Regions from separate parts of the Homo sapiens genome. Here region 2 is linked to region 1. A link is a loop called in an ENCODE intact Hi-C map of the cell type or tissue named here. Cell type or tissue: B cell. All regions are shown on one strand. Links, peaks and the distances in the headings refer to the core of each region. The heading gives the core; the rest is flanking DNA. Region 1 overlaps ZMIZ1 (zinc finger MIZ-type containing 1). Region 2 has its middle 16 kb from the start of PPIF.

Region 1 (9,960 bases), core at 929-8,928:
TGTGTCTAAACTTCTTTTTATAAGGACACTAGTTCTGATGGATTAGGGCCCACCCTAATGACCTCATCTTAACGTGGTCATCTGCAAAGGCCCTACTTCCTTCCAAATAAAGACACATTCACAGGTTCTGGGGGTTAGGAGTTCAACATTTTTTGTGGGGACACAGTTCACTCCCTAACACCATGGCTTCTCAATTGGTCTTTCCTAGGACCTGGTGTTAGGTGGTCTCACCCTTGTTTTACAAAGGAGGAGGTCGAGGCTCTGAAAGCCTAACAGCTCGTCAGGGCCACCAGCTAGTCAGAACTTGTTTCCTGAGCCTCAGCCTCCAAATCCAGGCTCCTCCCTTCCCTCTGCAGCGCCTCAGTTAGCCAGGAGAGCATGGCCAGTTCCTTCCTGTCTCCGCCCTAGCCCTGGGGGCAGCCCCAAGCCCTACCGGCTCCCCGCTTGCCCCCTCCCCGCTCGGTAGCCTGGGGCTGAGCAGGTAGCTGAGCAGGCTCCTCTGAATGATCATTTTGTGTCTGGTTCACGTGCCCCCTCCCCTCAGAATCCTCTCTTCTCCTCTAGCCTGGCAGGATGCTTTCCTGGAACCCCAGTAACCTTGCCCTTGTAGAACTTCTCGGAGGTACTGAGTGGAGGTGTGGGGCACCGGGTGGTATTGTTTTCAAAATGAAACGATTATAGGATTTGGGTGGAAGCCAAATGCAGACTTCTGGGAATGCAGCCTGGGTCCAGGATGAGTGGCCCTGCTGGAGGATACGCCCAGGAAGGGGAGCGGGGTAGAGTGGCAGGAGGCTAAGAGGCATGGAGGTCTCACTGTGCATCGTGTCCCTGTCCCCCACTCAGGTGGAGCCCCAGCAAACTCAAAATGTCACACAAATGCTTACAAATGCATAGATGCTAAACTCTAAAAAGAAACACAATGAAGCAAGAACTATTTCAGTATTTGTAATGTGGTATGAGGGAAAGAATATAAAACGGAGTTGGGGGCATGAGCTCTCATCACAGCTCTAATTGACTGTGTGACCTGGAGGTCACCTTCCTTCTCTGGATCCTAGACTCCCACCTTGGGAATATGTGATGGTTATCAATGCATACTTTTGAACTGGATTGCCAAGTCATTTAAACCCTTGGGCAAATTGTCTAAACCTCCCTGCGCCTCTGTTTTAGTTTCTGTACAGTGGAAATAGCTCCTGTCAGAAAGGTCTGGTGGTGAGGATTGTTAATACTTGGAAAATGCCTGGAAGTGTGCCTGCCAACCAGCAAGCTCTCAGTAACCATGAGCTGCTTATTACACCAGGAGAGCAGAGGCCAGGATCCTGCTTGGGCCCCTAGCTCTGTGACCCCGTGTGTGGACACAGGAGGGGTTCTGAGGTCTGGTGGGGATGCCTGCATTGGCCAGGAGCTCAACCGCAACTGTCCCTTTCATCTTAAAGACTAAGTGAAGACCTGAGGAGGTTGACCAGGATGAGGGGGGAAAGGGAGTGGGGACAGAGAGAACAGTGTCATAAAGACACATGAGAGTTTATGCCCTGACCCCTCAGAGGTTGGCAGAAGCCCCAGGAAGGGGTCTCTGGAGGCAGAGCCCCTGAGTTGTCTCATGCCCCAGGGCTGCTGTTTGAGCCTTCCTTGGGCAACTGAGCTGGCTGTGTGATAGCTGCTCCATGCCAGGTCCCCGGTATGTGTGCATCCATTTGTTGAATGCCCACTCTATGCTCTACACTCCCACGTGTCCTGAGAAGGACCAGGGATGTGAAGGTGGATGGCCCAGGCAGCTCCCAGGGCCTGAGCTCATGCCTGTCACTCTCACGTGGACACGTGGCTGGGGCCTCCTTGTCCACCTCACCCTCCCTCTGAGCGCCTACGCCCGCATGGGTGACATCTCCGAGTCATAGGATCCTTGCTCAGCCCTGCTGAATCAGCAGACCCTGCCTGAAGAAGAGCTCTGTGTCTCAGAACCCAGCACCCAGCAGAGCCGTCCCTGGCTTCATTGTTCTCCCTCTAAGCGGTCAGAGGGAGCCTGGCTTTTGTATGCTTGTCTTTCCTTGCTAGTGGCCTCTCAGCCCCCAGGCCTCCCACTATGCAAAGCCTTATACAGGAGGTGACCCAGCCCAGAACCACTTTGACCCCTGGGTGACCTACATCCTAGGTGGCTTGATTCTTTTTACTGGGTAATGCTGGGACAGGATCCAGGAAGCCCATCCCTCTGTGGGTAAACAGGGGAGCCCTGGAGAAGGCCCCTGTCTGCGCCCCCAGCTTGACTGGAAGGGTCCCCACCCGCCCCCACCCCAACCCCACCCAGTTGGTCTTGCAGAGGCAGGCTCCGCATGGCAGGCTCCTCCAGCTGGGTAAAGCATCCTCCCTCCCCTTGCTCTCCCGAGCAAGCCACCACTGCCTTCCCGGCTGCAGCGCCGTGATTTATCGGCGGCTCCTCCTCGCCAGGGCCCACGGCAGGAGGAGTTCAAACACCCGCGAGAAAAGCCACCCGCTATTGATCCTCGCGTCAGGCCTCCCAAGCGCTGGCGGGCATTCATCAAGGAGCCGCAGCGCGGGGGCTGCAGCTCGCCCTTTCTTCTTCCTTTCTTCTCTCTCCCAAGTCATTCCCCTGGGGCTATGCCCCCCTTGCCGAGGTCACTCAGAGAGCTCACCAAGTGCCTGTGAGCTGAGGTGGAGAGCGCCTTTGTCTGCGGCCTCTTTGCTGTAGATCCTTATCAAGGGGGTGGAGCGGGCTGCTTTGGGCCCCAGGCTTTTGAGCAAATCTTTGGAAGTTGGAGAAGTGGAGTTGGAACTCGGAACAAGTGGAGAAGGCCCTCTGAAGCAGAGACTGGTTGGAGTGCCCGTATTTCTGTAGACCGGAGGCGTGTAACTAGAAAGAGTTTGCTAACCAAGTGGGCCAGAGAGAGCCTTGAAATTAGCATCTGAAAACCCCAGCTTTGGCCTGAAGGCCTCCCGTGCAGTCTGGTGAATGGATGCTTGAAAACAATTTGTTTTCCTAATTACGTAAATCTAGTGAAGAGTATTTATCTTTTTTTTTTTTTTTTTTTTTTTTTTTGCTTACCTGGGGAAAGTCTAAAATCTCTGGTCTCAAGCCGGAGGAGCGTATATTAATTCTCTTCTCCAGCCCCACCCTATGACTTACCAGAGTGGGTACCTGGGAGAACAGGGAGATGGGGTAGGGAGACTGGCAGGTTGTCTTTATTGAAGTTTCCTGGGCAATGCCACCAGGTCTGTCCCCCTCTGGTATAAACCTCTGCTCAATTCCAGTCCAAATTCTGGCTCAACCTACCAAAGTGGTTTTGCTGAACTCAGCTCCTGGGGCTGGCCACATGGTACCAACACATATAGGATATCTCAAAAATGAATTTGGAAGTCCCAAACATGCGGGTCTTTGGTGGCTCAGAAAGCACTAAGGATCAGATTAGAATAGTGAACTGCCATTGCACAGAATGGGGAAGGGTTTGTGTTCTGGTTATTTCAGATAGTGGCTCTTTGGATTCTGGATAATGGAGGTCCAAGTGTTGACATTGTTAAAAACCAGATTAACAGTAGAAACCAGATCTTAGGTACATCCATCTCAGTGTTCTCTTGGAACACGTGAGCCATATTGTCCCACCACATCTGTTTTCTGGGTGTCATTTGCTGAGCAGTGGGCTTTAGAGTAGGTCAGTCATCTGGAGGATCTGCAGTGGGGAGATGGGCGAGTCTTCACTGGACCCCTGCCTGCGGTGCTGCTTGGGAGGGCAGGGCCCCAGTGAATGTCTCAGTGAGTAAATGACTGTCCCCAAAGAAGCCATAATAACCTACAAGGAGATGAGATGGAGGTGAGGATAAGCAGAGCCTGGAATTTGTGCAAAGCTGAAGGGAAGTCCTTCCCCTGGCTGCCCTGGGGTTGGCCTGCCAGTAAGGGGATGCCAATTAATTTCTCTTGCAGGAAGCTAGTTCGTGTCCAAAAGGCTCAAGTTATGAAGTACGAATTAATCCATTTAACCAGCTTCTCGGAGGGAAAGCCCATGACAACTGCATTTTCAAATGCCATCCTGAAAGCGATATTTCAAGTGGCAGTGGGTGGGATTAGAGCCTGCTAACGATTTATGTCAAACAAGGAGCAAGAACATTATTTCTAGATAAGTGATTTGTCCCAGCAACTTCCAGGGCCGGCAGGAAGGTTTAGGGGCCAGCCAGAGGCTGAGGCTGAGAAGAGGGGATGGAGTCAGGAGATGTCACCTCAAAGGCCAGTGAACCTGGTCAGCTCCCGGTGTTGGCCAGGGCAGCAGGGCACGGCAGTCCAATACAGAGGAGATTTTAAAGACAGTCATGGCTGCCCTTCTTTGGGGATGAATGATGGGGACTCACTTACCTTCCTAAGTGTTTGGGGCAGTTAGGTCACCACACAAGCAACTTTCACAGGCAGGTGGGTGGGGCTGGGGGAGGGAGCTATAAAATACAGTTTCTCCCGAGGGGGTAATGATGACAGGGAGTGCCCACGAAAGAGGAAGGGGCGAAGATCTCTGGAGGTGGGACAGCAGGTGGGCTTCCAGGGGTGTCTAAGGGGCAGAGAGGTGGGGGGTGAGCAAGCGCTGAAAGCCCGGAGCCCTTGCGACAGACTGGCTGGAAGGAAGAGGCCTCGGCCACCACAGGATGCAATGTCAGGAAGGCAGCAGCTCCCGGGGCGGGGCAGGGCCGCGCGCAGCCGCCCCCGGCTTCCCTCCTGCCGCCAGCTCCTGGTCACAGGAACTCCCCGAAGTCGGGGAGCGGGAGCGTACGTGCGCGTGTTCACCCTGTCCTGGGCCCCTCGCTCGGGGAATCCCGGGGGTGCCAGGGCACCCAGGGTCAGGGAAGTAAGATGCCGGGCCGCCTACCTTCTCCACCCCGTAGCCCGTTCCGAAAATCCTTTAAACCGAGATTTAATCTGGATGCCTAGCCCCGCCCTCCCCTCCCCTCCCCTCCCCTCCCCCCGGCCGAGGCCCCCTCCAGTTCAGCTCCCTCCTCCACCCCCTCCCCGCCGTGGACCCTCATTAGCATGCCCACTTGGGAGGATTCGCTGGGGGGCGGGAGACACCCGAAGTCATCCACCGCCAGCGCCTTCCCGGCGGCCTCCTCGGGCGACAGCGCTCCGGGAGCCCCACTCGCACAAGTGTTGCTTCCAATTAATTGCCTGGGCGGGGGAAGGAAAGGGGCCTCGTCGCCGCCCCCGCCCGGAGGCTGGAGTGCTGCTCGTCGGGTCGTGCGTTCGCTCGGCAGCGGCGTGCACCAGCACCACCCCTGCGTGCAAGTTTGAAATGTGAGCTGCCTCCGATTCATACTCGCTCGCGCTCCCTCGCAGCGAAGTGGCTGGGCTGACGGTCTGCGCGCGCGAGTGAGTGCGGGCGGCGGGCTGGGGGGCGGGGTGCGGACGGCGAGGCTCGCGGGGCGGGGAGGGCGCGCGCGAGCCGGGGCTCCCTGGAGACGCCAAGGCAGGTCTGCTCGCCTTTCATCTTCCTCCCGCGCTCCTCCTCCTCCTCCCTCCCCTCCCCCCGCCGCGGCTGGCCTGGCCTCCCCCGGAGCCCCCAGCCCCACGCGGGCACACGCAGGGTGGGTGGTCACGCCCGCAGGGTCCGCGAGCGCGGCGCAGAGCGCGGGCCGTGGGAAGTTTCTCCGGCGCGCCCCGTGCGCCCCCGCCCCCCGCGCGCCCCCGGCCCATCCCCGTCCCTGGAGAGCTGTCGCTTGCGCCCGGGCGCGCGGCTGGCTGCCTCCTCGGCGGCGGCGGCGGCGGCCCCATTAGCGGAGCCTCCGCCTATGATTGGCTTCGCCCGGGAAGCTGGAGACGGGCGATGAATAATTGATGTGTGCGGTGCGGTAGCCGGACGGCGGCGGCGGTGGCGGGCAGCAGCGAGCGGGAGCGCGGGAGCCGGAGCGCCCTCGGAGCGGGCAGCGCGGAGCGAGCGGGCGCCGGACCCGCCCGGGCCCCCGCGCCGCCGCCGCCGCCGGGGCGCGGAGCGGGGATGCAGGCGGCGCCCGCTGCCTGCGCGCAGCCTTTGTTCGGCGCTGGCTGAATCCTACCCGGAGTCGCTCGCCGCGGCCGCCGCCGGCCGGGCCCCAAGCCCCCGAGGGCGCCAGGGCGGGATCGCGACCGGTGCAACTTCTAGGTAAGTGCGGGGTCGGAGGGGTCGGCGCCTGGGCGCCCACGGGCCGGGCCCTGGGCTCCCTCCGGGCGCGGGGGTGAGTGTGCGTGCCTGTGTGTGACAGAGGAGGGCCGGTGCATTGTGGGTAGCGCCGTGTGCTGCATGGTGTCAGCCCCAGGCTTGGCCGCGAGAGTGGCACCGGCGTGCACCGGGCCGGTTTTGTGTGCCCACAGACGGGGCCTTCATTTCTCTTTGGGGCCACGGGGCAGAGTGCGCCCCCACCCAGGTCCCTGAAGGTGAAGTGTTGGCTCTCCAGCAGACATTTTACGAGGCTCTGTGCTCAGTCGGCTCACGCTGCAAAAATAAGAATCGGCCAGGATGCCTTCGGAGGCAGCGCCTGAGGGTCCTCGACTTCAAGCTGCTCCTTTGTCAGAATGCAGCCCTGATGCCTCCAGCGCGTAGAGACCCCACGGGCACTGGTGATGCCACCATTGCGGCAGGGTGCCCTTCGCAAAGGTGGTGGGTGCCGAATAGACTTCTGACAAGTGTTTGCTGGCAAGCTGGCTAGAGGAGAGAGGTGGATTTGCACCAGAGGGCAGGAAGCAGCCTTTCAGGAGATGCCTGGTTGTGAGGACCTTGTACAAGACCTTGGAGAAAGAGCCCCTTGATAGGGACTAAGAGGAGGCTGCCTGGGGTCCTGAGCATGTGGTTTTGGTATTGGTGTCTTCGAAGCCAAGCCATGGTGCGGTGGGCACCAGATAGGTACCAGTTCCTGGGTCGAGAAGCCCTCTGGGGGGAAACTAGGAGAGGTCAGCTGGCACTTCTTTAGACGGGTTTCAGGAGACTGTCATTCCTGCAGTGGGGACCCAGTCCCTTCGCCCTTGACCATCAGGCGAGACTGCCAGATGAGTGTTGAGCAGGGCTGATGGCTCTTCCAGCAGGAAGGCTTTGTGTGGCAGGTGGCATGGAGTTGGTGCCAGTGTGCTTCTCATTGGCCCATCTTTGAGAGTGGCCACAGAAATTGGGCTGAGGAGAGAAATCAGGCTGAGAGTCAGAAATCTGGCTGAGGAGTGAGTTGGGGTGAAAAGGCCGTGCCATCCTGAAGTCAGGGTGACCCCAGATGTTACGTGGGGGCTCCGGCTCCCCCAGTTATGGGGCTCTGGGCCTGAAGCTTATCTCCCATCTGCTATGGAGGAAAGGCCCTGTCCCAGGGGTTGCGTGGAAGGGTGACTCTTGGAGTCCACGTGGCTCCTAACAAGCCTTTCCCCTTTTTTTGTGTATAAGCCAGGCAGTGACTACCCTCCAACTAGCTGGATTCAAGTCCCCTTCTGAGCTATTTTTATCCTGAACTTCCTTAGTGAGAAACCACCAAACGGCGATGCTTTGGTGAGAATCTAGGTCTTTACCGGAAGCGCAGCCTGCACAGAGTTTACACCTCGCTACATAAGGCTGCCTCCACTGCCCTGCACAGCCCTCCCCTGGCTCAGAGCCCCTGTGCCTCTCTCATGCCTCTTGATTCTCATCACAGCCTGTGCGCTCAGGGACTTTTGAGCCCCAGTTTCAGATGGGAAAACTGATGTGCCCGAGATCATCCAGTTGGGGATGTAGGAGGCCAGGCCTGGCTCCAACAGGAGCAAGACCTTGATGCCAGTGGGCTCCCTGAAGGCAGGGACCACGTGTTTCTCATCACCGTATGCCCCAGTGCCAACTGTGGTGCCTGGCGGATGGTGGGTGCCCAGTGGCTGCTGAATGATGATGGCACGAGTGGAAGGCTGGTTGGGTGTGTTTTCCCCATTGGAGTTGGGACGGGGTCGGGGGGCAGAGGGATTGAAAGAGCACTTCCAGATCTCAGTCTGCATTGGTTGAGCACCCAGTCCATGCAGTCCCTGGGAACTCTGAGATGAGTCCCTAGTCTGGAGTCAGGCAGCTAGAGGGAGAAAGGTGCTTCCACAGAGGTTCTGCGGAAGTCCTGCCCGGGGCTTCCTGAATGTTGCCCCAGGGAGTAAGGAGTGACTGAGCTGGGTCTAAGATGACGCCATTCAGTACAGTAGCCACTGGCCACATGTGGCTGTTTGTGAATTTCAATTAATTAAAGGGATGAGTTAAGCTTATCCTTGGCACTAACCACATTCAAGCACTCAGTAGCCACCGAAGGCTGGTAGCCGCCTTGTTGGGCAGCTCAGACTCTAGAACATGTCCACCACAACAGGAAGCTCCATGGACGACAGACAGCGCTGTCCAGGAGGATAGACTTAAGACAGAGGTGCAGTGAGGACACTAGCTCAGAGCCCACAAGTGTAACAGTGCAGGCGAGTCTGTTAGATAAAGAGACCTCCTGTTTCTCTAGCATTTGTTTTGTGGCAGCCTGCTGCGGGGAAGGAGTAGACCAGCCAGGCATTCCCATTTAACACAGGAGAAAACTGAGGTTCACTTTTGCCCAAGGTCATCCAGCAAGAGGGTGGCATGAGTCCCAGGTCTCCAACCCCTTGGCCAGCACTCTGTCATCCAGCAGAGGTCAGCCAGGGGGCACGAGTGGGCAGCGGTCCCAGGAGCAGCCTCAGACCTCCCTGAGGGACAGTCTTGGTGCCAGTAGGCGTCAGTCCCTGTGAAGTCATCCATTGATCGGGCGGGAGCGCCAGCTCAGCCTCGGGTCCTCAGGAACAGAGAGTTCTGTGCTGGCAGAGCTGGAAGGAGCGGGCGCGAGGCTCTCTGGGCAAGGGAGGTGTTTACCTTGAGCGATGCGGCATGGGTCCCTCGGGAGAGGCTGGCTCCTCCATGGGGAAGGAACTCCTCAGTGGGGCCTGTGGCTGGGATCCTTAGCACCACCTCAGAGAGAGGGGTACAGGCCCGAACCCAGCAGGGAGAAGGATTTCGGGACCTTTGACTGGTACAGAGTGCACCTCACCCTTGCTCTTGCCCCGCCACACCGTGTCACAGAGCATCTGCTGGGCCTCCCTCGCCCTCCTTCCCCAAGCCTCGGCTGCAGGAGGAAACTCTCCCAGGGCCTGGCAGAGCAGCAGCTGCCTCACGAGGGAGCCTGCAAAGGGAAAAACAAGGCCTCCACCCTCGAAGCACTTCCAGCTTCCCAGGGAGCTCCCTGGCCAGACACCACAGGCAGGGAAGGAAGGCCAGCCCACTGGCCGGAGGGCCGAAGGGACTTCCTGCCCCAAGGTCACATGGCAGGAGAGGCCATGGATGGAGCCAATGCCCTCTCCCAGCCCACTGCAAATCCCAGTCTCCCAGTGGGAACGTGTGGTTTATGATTTCATTGTGCCTGCTGCCTGGTTTCCTGCTCCAGCCCTGAGGTGAGGGTTAGCTTCCTGTGGCCTTGTCCCTGTGTCCTGAGGTGCCCACTCCCCCAGCAGCAGGCCTTGCTGCCGCCTCCAGCTCCCATGGCCCTGACCTGACTGAAGTGGGAGGTCTGAAAATGCGGTGGCTTTCTGCAGGGACCCCCGCACACCAGAAAGAGGGTTCTTCAAGGCCCATCAGGGCAGCTTGAGGGATGCGAGGACCTTTGGCGACACTCTCAGGTTTCCAGTCCTCTAGAGGGAGAAAATGGTCAGGGGCGGGGCACTGATGAGGCCTTTCCGGGGAGCCCTTCCAGGACCCATAGTGAGTCCCTCGGGGAAGCTCACAGTGTCCTTGTTCCCCAGGATCTGATGGGCTGTGTGCCTTTCCAAACTGATGCACAGAGCTGGGAGCTACCCCCATCACCCAGAGTACTGGGCGTGAGGACCCCTGGGTGGGCCAAGCAGGCAGTCTGCTGTCCCCCTGCCTGGCCAGGCTCAGGAAGTATGACCCTTTTCCTCCCTCTCAGTAGCCCCAGCCATGGCCCTGACTTCTCCTTAGAGCCACCCTGGGG
Region 2 (9,960 bases), core at 904-8,903, 89 kb after region 1:
TCTATGCGTGTCTGTGTGTCTCTATGTGTGTGTCTGTGTGACCTTGTGTGTGTGCATATATGTGTGTGTCTGTGTTTTCTGTGTGTGTCTGTGTATCTGCCTGTGTGCTTTGTTTCTGTATCTGTGTGGTGTTTCTGTGTGTGTCTGTGTGTGTCTGTGTGTCCATGTGTTTGTGTGTCTGTGCATGTGTGTCTCTCTGTGTGTCTATGTGTTTCTGTATCTGTGTGTGTGTGTGTGTGTGTGTCTGTGTATGTGGGTGTCTGTGTGTGTGTGTGTGTCTTCAAACTGAGATGTCTCCCCACCAGCTCTTTCATCTAGGAAGAAACCCAGGAATTAAGGTGACATGATTTGGACAGGATGCTCTTCATTGTTGTTGTCAGGTTAATGGAAGCAATGCTTTGCAGTGCAATTCAGAGCAGGAAGGAGTATGAGCTTTGTAAATGCAGAAAATCAGGGTTACTGTCAGGAAAAGGGTCATGTTGATGTGAAATGGAGAATGTGAATGTTTCTTATAGATCTGGTCACCTTCATCCACCATGTGGGAGGTCCCAATCTCTGAAACTGCCACGTAGAAAGATCTCATGGAGTGACCACATGCAAAGTGAGAGATGCTCAGTGAGCCCTGCTAGCTGAGTCTTTCGAGCCTGGGCCCCAGACCTGTGAGTGAAGACGCCTTCAAGATGAACCCAGCCCAGCCACCATCTGGCCAAGGCTGTGTGCCACCTCAAGGAGGAACCGCATAGCTGAGTCCAGTCAAGCTCTAGATCCCTGAGCAGAATCCGTGATTGTCATGGTTTAAAGCTGCTGTTCTGGGCAAGCTCGCCGTGCAACAATAGAACCCAAATCGCCACCTTGGAGGGAATTCATCTCTGCTGTGCAGGATGTGCTGGATCTGCAGACATTTGCCAAGAGCACAAGTTTGGGGAACGGAGGGATGGGGGTAAACCCTCTCCATCCTCTCCTGGGAACCCCGAGGACCATCCAAACAGGATGCCTGGGCTCAATGATAGTGCAAGGACCCAGAAGGGCCCAGGCTTTCATCATGGCTTCAGGGAATGGTGGGGTGTCCCAGGGAAGGGGAGAAAGAGATGGACTGTGGGAAGAGATGGAAGCTGTGGGAGGGAACTATGGGGAGCTTCCCAGGGGCGTGAAGAGGACCCCTCCTCCACATCCACTAGACAGAGGACACATCCCTGCTGTTTGTGAGGAGAGCATTCTGGTGCTAGGCTGGGCACCTTGCCTAATTCCTCCTAGTCCCAAAGTCTCTGAGACTTCAAAACCATCACCCAAGGCTGGGCATGGTGGCTCATACCTGTAATCCCAGCACTTTGGGAGGTTGAGGTGGGAGGATGGCTTGAGCCCAAGAGTTTAAGACCAGCCTGGGCAATATAGTGAGACCCTGTCTCTACAAAATATTAAAAAAAAAAAAAACTGGGCATGGTGGCACAGATCTGTAGTCCCAGCTACTCAGGAAGCTGCGCTGGGAGGATTGCTTGAGCCCAGGACATTGAGGCTGCAGTGAGCCATCATTGTGCTACTGCACTCCAGCCTGGGAGACAGAGCAAGACCCTGTCTCAAAACCAAACAAAAAACTATCACCCAACCCCACCCTGGGGAAAGGCAGGAGTGGGTCTGGAACTATAAGCTGAGGAGAGGTTCCGCTGGGTCCAGAAAGGAGGCAGCTTCTCCCTTGCCATGGCCTCTGAGCTGAGCAGGGCACCTGCCCCCAGCAGCGTGCAGATGGACAAACAAGAACACATCTGCGAACCTCTTGACTCCAGGAGCAGAAGGGGGCTGGAAGGAGAACTCCTGTCCCGGGTTCAATCTGGAGGGCCTAGGGCTTGGCGCTGCTGGAAGCAGGAAGAGCACCAGCAGCCACTGGAGCAACTTGGGTAATGGGGGCTCCCTCCCCTCCGGCCATTACCAGGAGCTGGAGACAGGAACAGGAACCCCAGGTGGGCCATCTCACCAGCCCTCAGGGGCTTCATAAAGAAAGAAGCTGGAAAGGCCCAAGGATGCAGGCCCCAGAAGCCCCATGCTGCCTGCTGAAGATCAGCCCCCACCTCTGCTGCTGCCACAGTAGACCAGAAGGAGCAAGTGCAAAGAGGAGCCAGGTGTGTGTCAAGGCCTTGGAGGAAAGTGTCACCTCAAGGGGTGCTTTGAGCCACCTTCACCCCATGAGCACTAATCATACCATTAAGGAGGCCTTGCAGGTCCCCCTCCCATACTTCCCATGTGAACTGCACACCTCCTGAGAGAGGGAGCCCCGAGAATGACTTCATGCTCATGTGCTGGTGACTCACCTGAGCTGGGCTGAGGGCAGGGAAGAGGCTCGGGAGACACGCTGCTGCTCCTTGACCATCCTGCCACATGCTGCCCAGCCCGAGTGATGGAAACTAAGGCAACGCCCTGAGATGTGGCCCACAGGGCCATGTGGTTCCTGCTGGGCCTGGAATCACTTCCTGGTATGGTGACACCAATCCTTGGCCCTCAGAGCTGGCCAGGCCACAAGGAGCCTGCCCAGGGCAGGGAGTAAGAGAAGCCAATTGCCATGCTTCTGTAGCCATGTGGTCTCATGCACTCTCAGGGCCTCATTGCCTCACCTGGGCAGTGGGCATCCTGCCTTCACATCTCCTCTCCACAATCCCCGCTTGCTGAACAGAGCGGGTGAGCGAGCAGATGAGACCAGGGCTGTGAGAGGGCTCTGTGGACTGTGGGGGATGCCGCACACAGAGGACGCACTATCCTTGCTCTGATGCCCAGGAGAGGTAGGCCTGGCCCTTACCCTCATGAAGTCCCAGCCTTGTCCGGGAGACCCACTGTGGACTTGTGAAAGTGCAGATGGGTTCGTGTTGAAACGGAAGTGCCTACAAAGCACTGTGGAAATGTGGAGAAGGACGGCAGGCAGGGACTGGGGCACGTCAGGTTGACTAAGTGCTCAATTATTATCTGTTCCTGCACGCCACGAGGGATTTAGTCTGTTTTGTTTGCTGCTGCGTCCCTAGTGCCTGGAATAGAGCCTGGCATACAGCAGGTGCCTAAATAATTGCTTGTTGCATGAATGAATGGATGAATGAATGAGAGAGGGAAGGGAAGGCTGTCAGGTGAGCTGAACCATAAAGGGTGAGTCAGAGGTGAGGTGGAACCGACAGTCCAGGACGCAGGAACAGGACGTGCAGGCACTCAGAGGCCCACGGCAGAGAGTGCATCTGGAAGTGGCGGTTTCCATGGGGCCTGCAGGAGAGGAAGACGATGTGGGGGAATCTGGGTTTGGGAATCTGGGTCTTTACTCTGAGGACAGTAGGGAGCTATAAGGGGTAGCCTGCTAATTGGATGTGGTGGGTTTGGTTTTTCAGATAGCTTTTTCAGGTAGTGTCTAATTCAATGGCTTTTAGTATACTCACAGACTTGTGAACCACCACGATAAATGTTAGAACACTTATATCACCCCAAATAGAGATCCCACACCCACTGGCTATCACCCTCCAACCTCCCATCTCCTCAGCCCTAGAAAAGCACCAATATATTTTCTGTCTGTATAAATTTGCCTACTTTGGACATTTTATATTAATGGAATCATACACAAGGTGGACTTTTGTGATGAGCTTCTTTCACCAGGTGTAACATTTTCAGTGTTCATTCCTGTTGTATATCAGTATCTCATTTCTTTTTATTACCAACTAGTATTCCATTGTGTGGATTTACCGCCTTTTGTCTGTCCGTTTGCCAGCCGATGGACATTTGGGATGTTTAGAAGTGGTTTTTAAAAAGATCCTCGGATGGTTAAAATTAACAAGACTAAAAATACCAAGTGCTGGTGTGGACGTGGAACAACCGGACCTCTCATATATTAGTGCTGGGCGTCTATAATGGTATGACCACTTTGGAAAAGTTTGTCAATTTCTTATAAAGATAAACATATATTTACTGTATATCCCAGCGATTTAACTTACAGGAATTTACCCAAGAGAAATGAAGACATATCCACACAAAAACACGTACACAAGTGGTCAGGGCAGCATTATCCATAACAGTAAAAATCTGGAAACAGTCTAGTTGTCCATCAACATGAGAATGAATAAACAAATTGAGTCATGTTTATAAAATGGAAACTTATCCAACAATAAAAGTCACAAAAGATGGATGAAGACGAAAAGCACAGTGGGTGAAAGAATCCAGACATAAAGGAGCATTAATGTATAATTACTAAAAAATTCTATTTTATGTGAAGCTTAAGAACCCACAAAGCTCATTTCTGGGGGGTAGAAGTCAGCACAGAGGGTTTTTTGGGTGTAGGCTGGGTGACTGGAGGCAGGGGTAGAGAAAACTTTCCAAGGTAATTGAAGTATTCTATGCCTTGACATGACTGGGTATTGGTCGCACAGGAGTATGCATTTATCAAAACTCTTTAAACTTCATTCTTAAGATCCATGCATTGTATTGAATGTCAATTATGCCTGAATAAAGGAGGGGGAAAATGTTCCACCTGGAAGAATGAAGGAGACTGGACTTTGGGGCTAGGATTGGAGGGCAGGGAGGGGCCTACTGCAGTCTCTAAGGTAGGGGGCCGCAGAATGGGGAGGAAGGATGGACCCGAGGGATGCCAAGGAGGTATAGAGGAAAGGGTGGATGCCTGATTGGCAGGAGTGGGGTCAGTGGGAGAGAGAGGGGGCAAGGGTGACTCAGGTTCCTCTCTTGGCACCTGTGATGGGTTAGTCCTCAGCCTGGTCCAGCTCCATCCCGTGGGCTTCCTGGCTGAGTGAAGCCAGGCCCCGGCTGACTCACTTCTGACCATGAGGTGTGCCCTGCCCTGGTCAGCCGGCCTCACAGGCTCACCTGTGTCAGCCTCCTGTGATGCTCCCTGACTCGCGGGAGGAGAAGCCCAGATGACTTGGGCTTTGTGCAGTCAGCTGACAGAGCCCTCTAGCTCTCCAGATGTGCTTGGCAAGCCAGTTGGGCTCATGGGTGGCTTGGGGTGCCCAGGGAACCTTCAGAACCTGCATTGAGAATGGCCTTGGAAGTGTAGCACAATCTTTCTGTATTACAGAGGAGAAGACTGAGGCCCAGGAGGGCAGGAAGTAGCTCCAGGTCCCCCTCTTCCCACCTCCTCCCTATTCCCCTCTGATTTCAGCTCTGCAGCTGGTACAGTGGCCCACACTGGAGACAGAGGAGGGGCAGTGGTGGGAAGCCCCCAGGAGTCATGACCCCTCAGAGTACAGCACACTAGGGTGCGGAGGCATAGACACCCTTGGCCAGCGCTCTCTGAGTGCCTCAGCAGCTCAAGTGTGCGGTGGCCTTGGGAAGAGCTGGTGGGAAAGTCCCAGGCATGTGTCATCCTGTTGTCATCTATCCCACCCCGGGGACTTCCCCATATGAGCATCTTCTCCTCGTCATCTAGCCCAGCCCCCTTGCCTCAGACAAGGACTTCTCAATTCCCGTGAGATGTATTATGCTGTGTTCTGAGAACCAAGCCTCTTGGAAGGGGAGGAGAGATAATGCACCTTCTGGGCTCTGCTTCCACGCCAGCACACTGAACTCTTCTGGAATAAAGGAATTGTGTTTGTGTTTTAAAAATGCTTTATTGAAGTATAACAAAAATATAATGAGTACACAGATCATCAATGTAGAGTTTGGTAAATATACACATATGTACACCATGCAGATCAAGATTTAGAACACTTCCAGGACTCCAGAAGGCTGGCTCCCTTGTACCCACTTCCAGTGACCCCCTCCCCCAAAGTAGCCCCTATTCTGACTTATCTCACCATAGATTAGTTTCACCTACTCTTGTACTTTCCATAATCATATAGCATATCCTCAAGATTTTTGTAGCCTCTAGTCCCAGCTACTTGGGAGGCTGAGGTGGGAGGGTCGCTTGAGCCCATGAGATGGAGGCTGCAGTGAGCTGTGTTTACACCACTGTACTACATCCTGGATGACAGAATGAGACCTTGTCTCAAGGGAACAAAAAAGGACTCAAATTAAAAATTTTTAAAAATTAGTGTGCCACAGATGCCGAGGTCTTCGGCCATGCCAATTGTCACTTGAGCTTCTAAACTGTCCCCATTAGAGTCAGGGCTCATCCTCTGAAGGGGCCGTGCTTCCAATCTTCCCTGGTGCAGTGATTTTAAAACATGCAATTTCTTTTCCACCCCTGGCATTAAGAGGTGGAGTCTTATTCCTCTTCCCTTGAATATGGGCTGGCCTCTGTGACTCACTTCTAACCAGCAGCATGTGGCAGAAGTAAGGCCATGTGTCTCCCGGCAGTAGGTCATGAAAGCAACACAGCTACTGCCCGGGTCTTGCTCCTGGGCTCTAGTTCTTGATACCCAGCTCCCACACCATGAGGAAGCCCAGGCCACATGGAGAGGACACAGCCTGTGTTCCAGCCGACTGCCCGGCCGAGGTCTCAGCTGCCAGACACATGAGTGAGATTCATCCATGTTGCTGCCTGCATCAGTAGCTGTTCTTTTTTATTGCTGAGTAGTATTCCACTGTATGGATGTACCACAATGCATGTATTCACCCTACTGTTCATGGGCACTTCGGTTGTTTCCAGTTTGAGGCACCTATGAACATTCACTTGAAGTATTTGTGTGGACATACATACTCATTTCTCTTTTTTAAATTTAAAATTTGTTTTTTTTGAGACAGAGTCTCTCTTTGTTGCCCAGGCTGGAGTGCAGTGGTGCAATCTAGGCTCACTGCAAGCTCCGCCTCCTGGGTTCACGCCATTCTCCTGCCTCAGCCTCCTGAGTAGCTGGGACTACAGGTGCCTGCCACCACGCCCAGCTAATTTTTCGTATTTTTAGTACAGACAGGGTTTCACCGTGTTAGCCAGGATTGTCTCAATCTCCTGACCTCATGATCTGCCCGCCTCGGCCTCCCAGAGTTCTGGGATTACAGGTGTGAGCCACCACACCCAGCCTTTAATTTTAATTTAAAAAAAAGTAGAGATGAGGTCTCATTATGTTGCCCAGGCTGGTCTCACACTCCTGAGCTCAAGTGATACTCGTTTCTCAGTCTCCCAAAGTGCTAGGATCACAGGGATGAGCCACCATGACTGGCCCTCATTTCTTTTAAATATATGCCTAGGAGTGGAATTTCTGAGTCATAGGTAAGCATATTTTTAGCTTTAGTAGATAACTGCCAAACAGTTTTCTAAAGTTATTGTACCAACTGACACTCCCACTAACAATGTATGGAAGTTCCAGCTATGCCACATCCTCAGCAACCCTTTTTAATTTTAGCCATTTTAGTGGGTATATAATAGTATCCCATTGGGGCTTTAATTCGCTTTGTCCTGATGACCCTAAAGATGCTGTCTGTCTACCTTCTCACATGATTATTGGTCATTTGGATACCTTTTTGTGTATATGTGAAATGCTTGCTCAAGTTTTTTGACCACTGTCTATTGGGCTGTTTACCATTTCTTATTGATGGATGTAAGTTCTCTATACGTAGTGAACATGAACTTTTGTCAGATGTATGTATTGTGACTATCTTGTCCTACTTTGTAGTTTTTTCCTTCCTTCCTTCCTTCCTTTCTCCCTTCCTTCCTTACTTCCTCCCTTCTTTCCTTCCTTCCTCCCTTCCGTCCCTCCTTCCTTTTCTTTCTTTTGATTCTCTGTTGCTCAGGCTGGAATGCAGTGGTATGATCCTAGCTCACTGCAACCTGGAACTCCTGGACACAAGCAATCCTCCAGCTTCAGCCTCCTAAGTAGCTAGGACTGTATACAGGCACATGCCACCATGTTCAGTTCAATTAAAAAAATTTTTTTTTTGTAGAGACAGAGCTGTGCTATGTTTCCCAGGCTGGGCTTGAACTCCTGGTTTCAGTGGATCCTCCTGCCTTGCCCTCCCAAAACACTAGGTTTACAAGCATGAGCCACTGCACCAGGCCTGTAGCTTCATTTCTTAATTCTGTTTCGTTAATGTTGTCTTTTGATGAATACAGGTTGCTAATGCTAATGAAGTCTAGGTTATCTGCCTTTTCTCTTATGTTTCATGCCTTTTGCAGCCTCTGTAAGAAATCTTTGAGAAGCCTGTTTTGTGCTGGCCAGGGTTATGCCAGCTTCCATTCTGTCCTTGCTCCAGTGTAGGAGTCAGTCCGTTATTTACTCTCCTGCCATCTGTCCATCAATTCACCTGCCCACCTATGCATCCACCCACCTACTCATCTCCCCATCCATACTCTATCACCATTCATACATTTACCCATCCATCCACCCACTGATCTACCAATATTTATTGCCATCACTGTGAGCTGAGTGATGACAGGTATTAAGAGACTGAGATGGTGGAGGAGCTACTGAGATGAACAAGACCTCCAAGGAGCTTATAATCTGATGGGAAAAGCACAATATACGCAAATCCTCGACAGATTTTTATCTACCCTCATGTTGTTCCGAAGTCTGTAGCTTTCATTCATTACTCTCCGGAACCTCCATCCATTTGTCCTTGTTCTGTGACACTCCTTCCAATATTTGGAGATTGTCTGATTTCCACAGGCCTGAGCTGCAAATAGAATACCCGACCTCCCTTGTTACAGAGACTTGGCCTTTATTGATGTGGCCTGAGATGGTTGCCAGCCCTGACCCATCAATGGCTTAAATTCTGCTTGTGAGCAGCCTGTATTCAGAGAAGTGTGACCCAGTGGGGGGACCACTTCTCCCAGGGCTGACTGACCAGCTGTGGGGGTTTGAAGGCTGGCTCTGTGGGACTGGCAGGTGGCCCAGTCTGGCAGCAGAGAGGCAGGCAGTGGGCCTCAGCAGGAGTTTCAACAGGCTGACGGAGTGGGCAGAGAGGAAAATGGGGGTGGGTATAAGCTGTCACACTAAAGGGTAGACTCCTTCCTGGCTTGAAAATAGGGTGGATTCTGGCTCTTTTTTGCCGGGTCTCAGGTCAAGCTGGGGCCTAGGGTCTTGAGGTGGGGCATGGGGATAGTGGCAGGGAGGTCAGTAGGCCTCTACTCCTCCTGAGAGGCCCCCATCTGGACTCTAGCCATGAACTGGGCTAAAGTACCGCAGCTCCCCAGCCCTAGCCTCTGCCTGCCTCTCTCACCTTGACCTCTTCCTAGGGGCAGTGGCTCAAAACCAACAAAAACAACAAAGATCCCGCCAGCCCTGTCCTCAACATAGCCAGGCCCTGGTCACTCCTCTGAGAACTGACTGCCCAGAACTCCCCAGCAGGCCTGGCTGTGGTCCCGCCTGGCAGCACCTGCCCTCTCGAGGACACTGACCCTTTGTTGGAGGAGATGGCTTGTGGGGACAGCCTTGAGGAGGGGCTGAGCTGAGCGGGTCAGGCTGGCGCCAGGCGAGACCAGGAGCCTCAGCACACAAGGCCTCCTATACAGTGGCCTAGCCGGGGCAAGACCGGGCCCTGAGCAACAGTCCAACTGCAGAGTCTGATGGGGCTGGAGCCGGGGTCAGGACCAGGGAGGGTGAGCAGGGCCTCTACACTGGACACGCAGAGTCCTTCCTCTCTCCCTCCCACCTCTCTCCCCTGAGCTTAGCCCCTCTCCCTACGGTGACCCTGCCAGCTCCAGCCCAGGGGAACCACACCCACACCTGCCAGGGGTGACTGGACCCACCTTTCTTGTCCCTCCACCAGACAGAGAACCTCAGAGTGGCCTCTCTGCTACCTCTTTCCTCTGAACTTAGGGGTAACAAAGGCACCCTGGCTGGAAGTCAGCCCTTCCTGGCCTCAGTGCCTGAGCTGACCAGAGGCAGGTCTGGGCCTAAAGGAGGTCATTTCTGGCCTTGCTCTGTGGCAGCCTAACACTAAGTGTTTTCCCTGTGGCATCTCATTGGACCACACAGCAATCTCTGGAGGAGGTACCGATATTAGCAGCATAAATCAGTGGGGAGCCCAGGTGTGAGCCCAGACTGTCTGATCCCTGGATAGTCCGCACAGCATGGGGAGGTGTGGGGGGAAGAGGGAACTTGTTCCTCCTCCTGA

What was found. A loop is a pair of places that touch in the nucleus more often than their neighbours do. Peaks named below come from ENCODE experiments on the same cell type or tissue, not always from the same donor. Only the 100,000 strongest peaks of a DNase experiment are listed, where the experiment ranks them.
Region 2: it touches region 1 in a loop (4-fold over the local background); 18 of 110 quality-filtered maps call a loop at or near these places.

Annotation. Positions count from the first base shown.
Region 1 is chr10:79,237,617-79,247,576 of GRCh38, forward strand. All of the region lies in intron 7 of ZMIZ1 (zinc finger MIZ-type containing 1), which reads left to right. Among named protein-coding and RNA genes, the nearest start is that of PPIF, 100 kb to the right of the region's middle. RefSeq lists enhancers at 1,931-2,559, 2,560-3,187, 4,228-5,179, 7,391-7,470, 7,641-7,770 and 5 more, cis regulatory regions at 4,471-4,971, 5,050-5,550, 5,107-5,607, 5,116-5,616, 6,012-6,512 and 3 more and silencers at 4,681-4,820, 4,871-4,980, 5,251-5,540, 5,931-6,260, 9,676-9,745. In B cell, for the core only: no CTCF peak of the experiment used is centred there; DNase peaks (open chromatin) are centred at 4,645, 5,245, 6,235, 7,505 and 3 weaker places; H3K4me3 peaks cover 4,825 bases; H3K27ac peaks cover 3,917 bases.
Region 2 is chr10:79,326,596-79,336,555 of GRCh38, forward strand. No RefSeq gene overlaps it. Among named protein-coding and RNA genes, the nearest start is that of PPIF, 16 kb to the right of the region's middle. RefSeq lists enhancers at 4,516-5,016, 4,691-5,890, 4,890-5,149, 5,017-5,517, 5,190-5,469 and 1 more and cis regulatory regions at 2,020-2,520, 2,054-2,554, 2,230-2,730, 5,008-5,508, 5,078-5,578 and 1 more. In B cell, for the core only: no CTCF peak of the experiment used is centred there; a DNase peak (open chromatin) is centred at 5,346.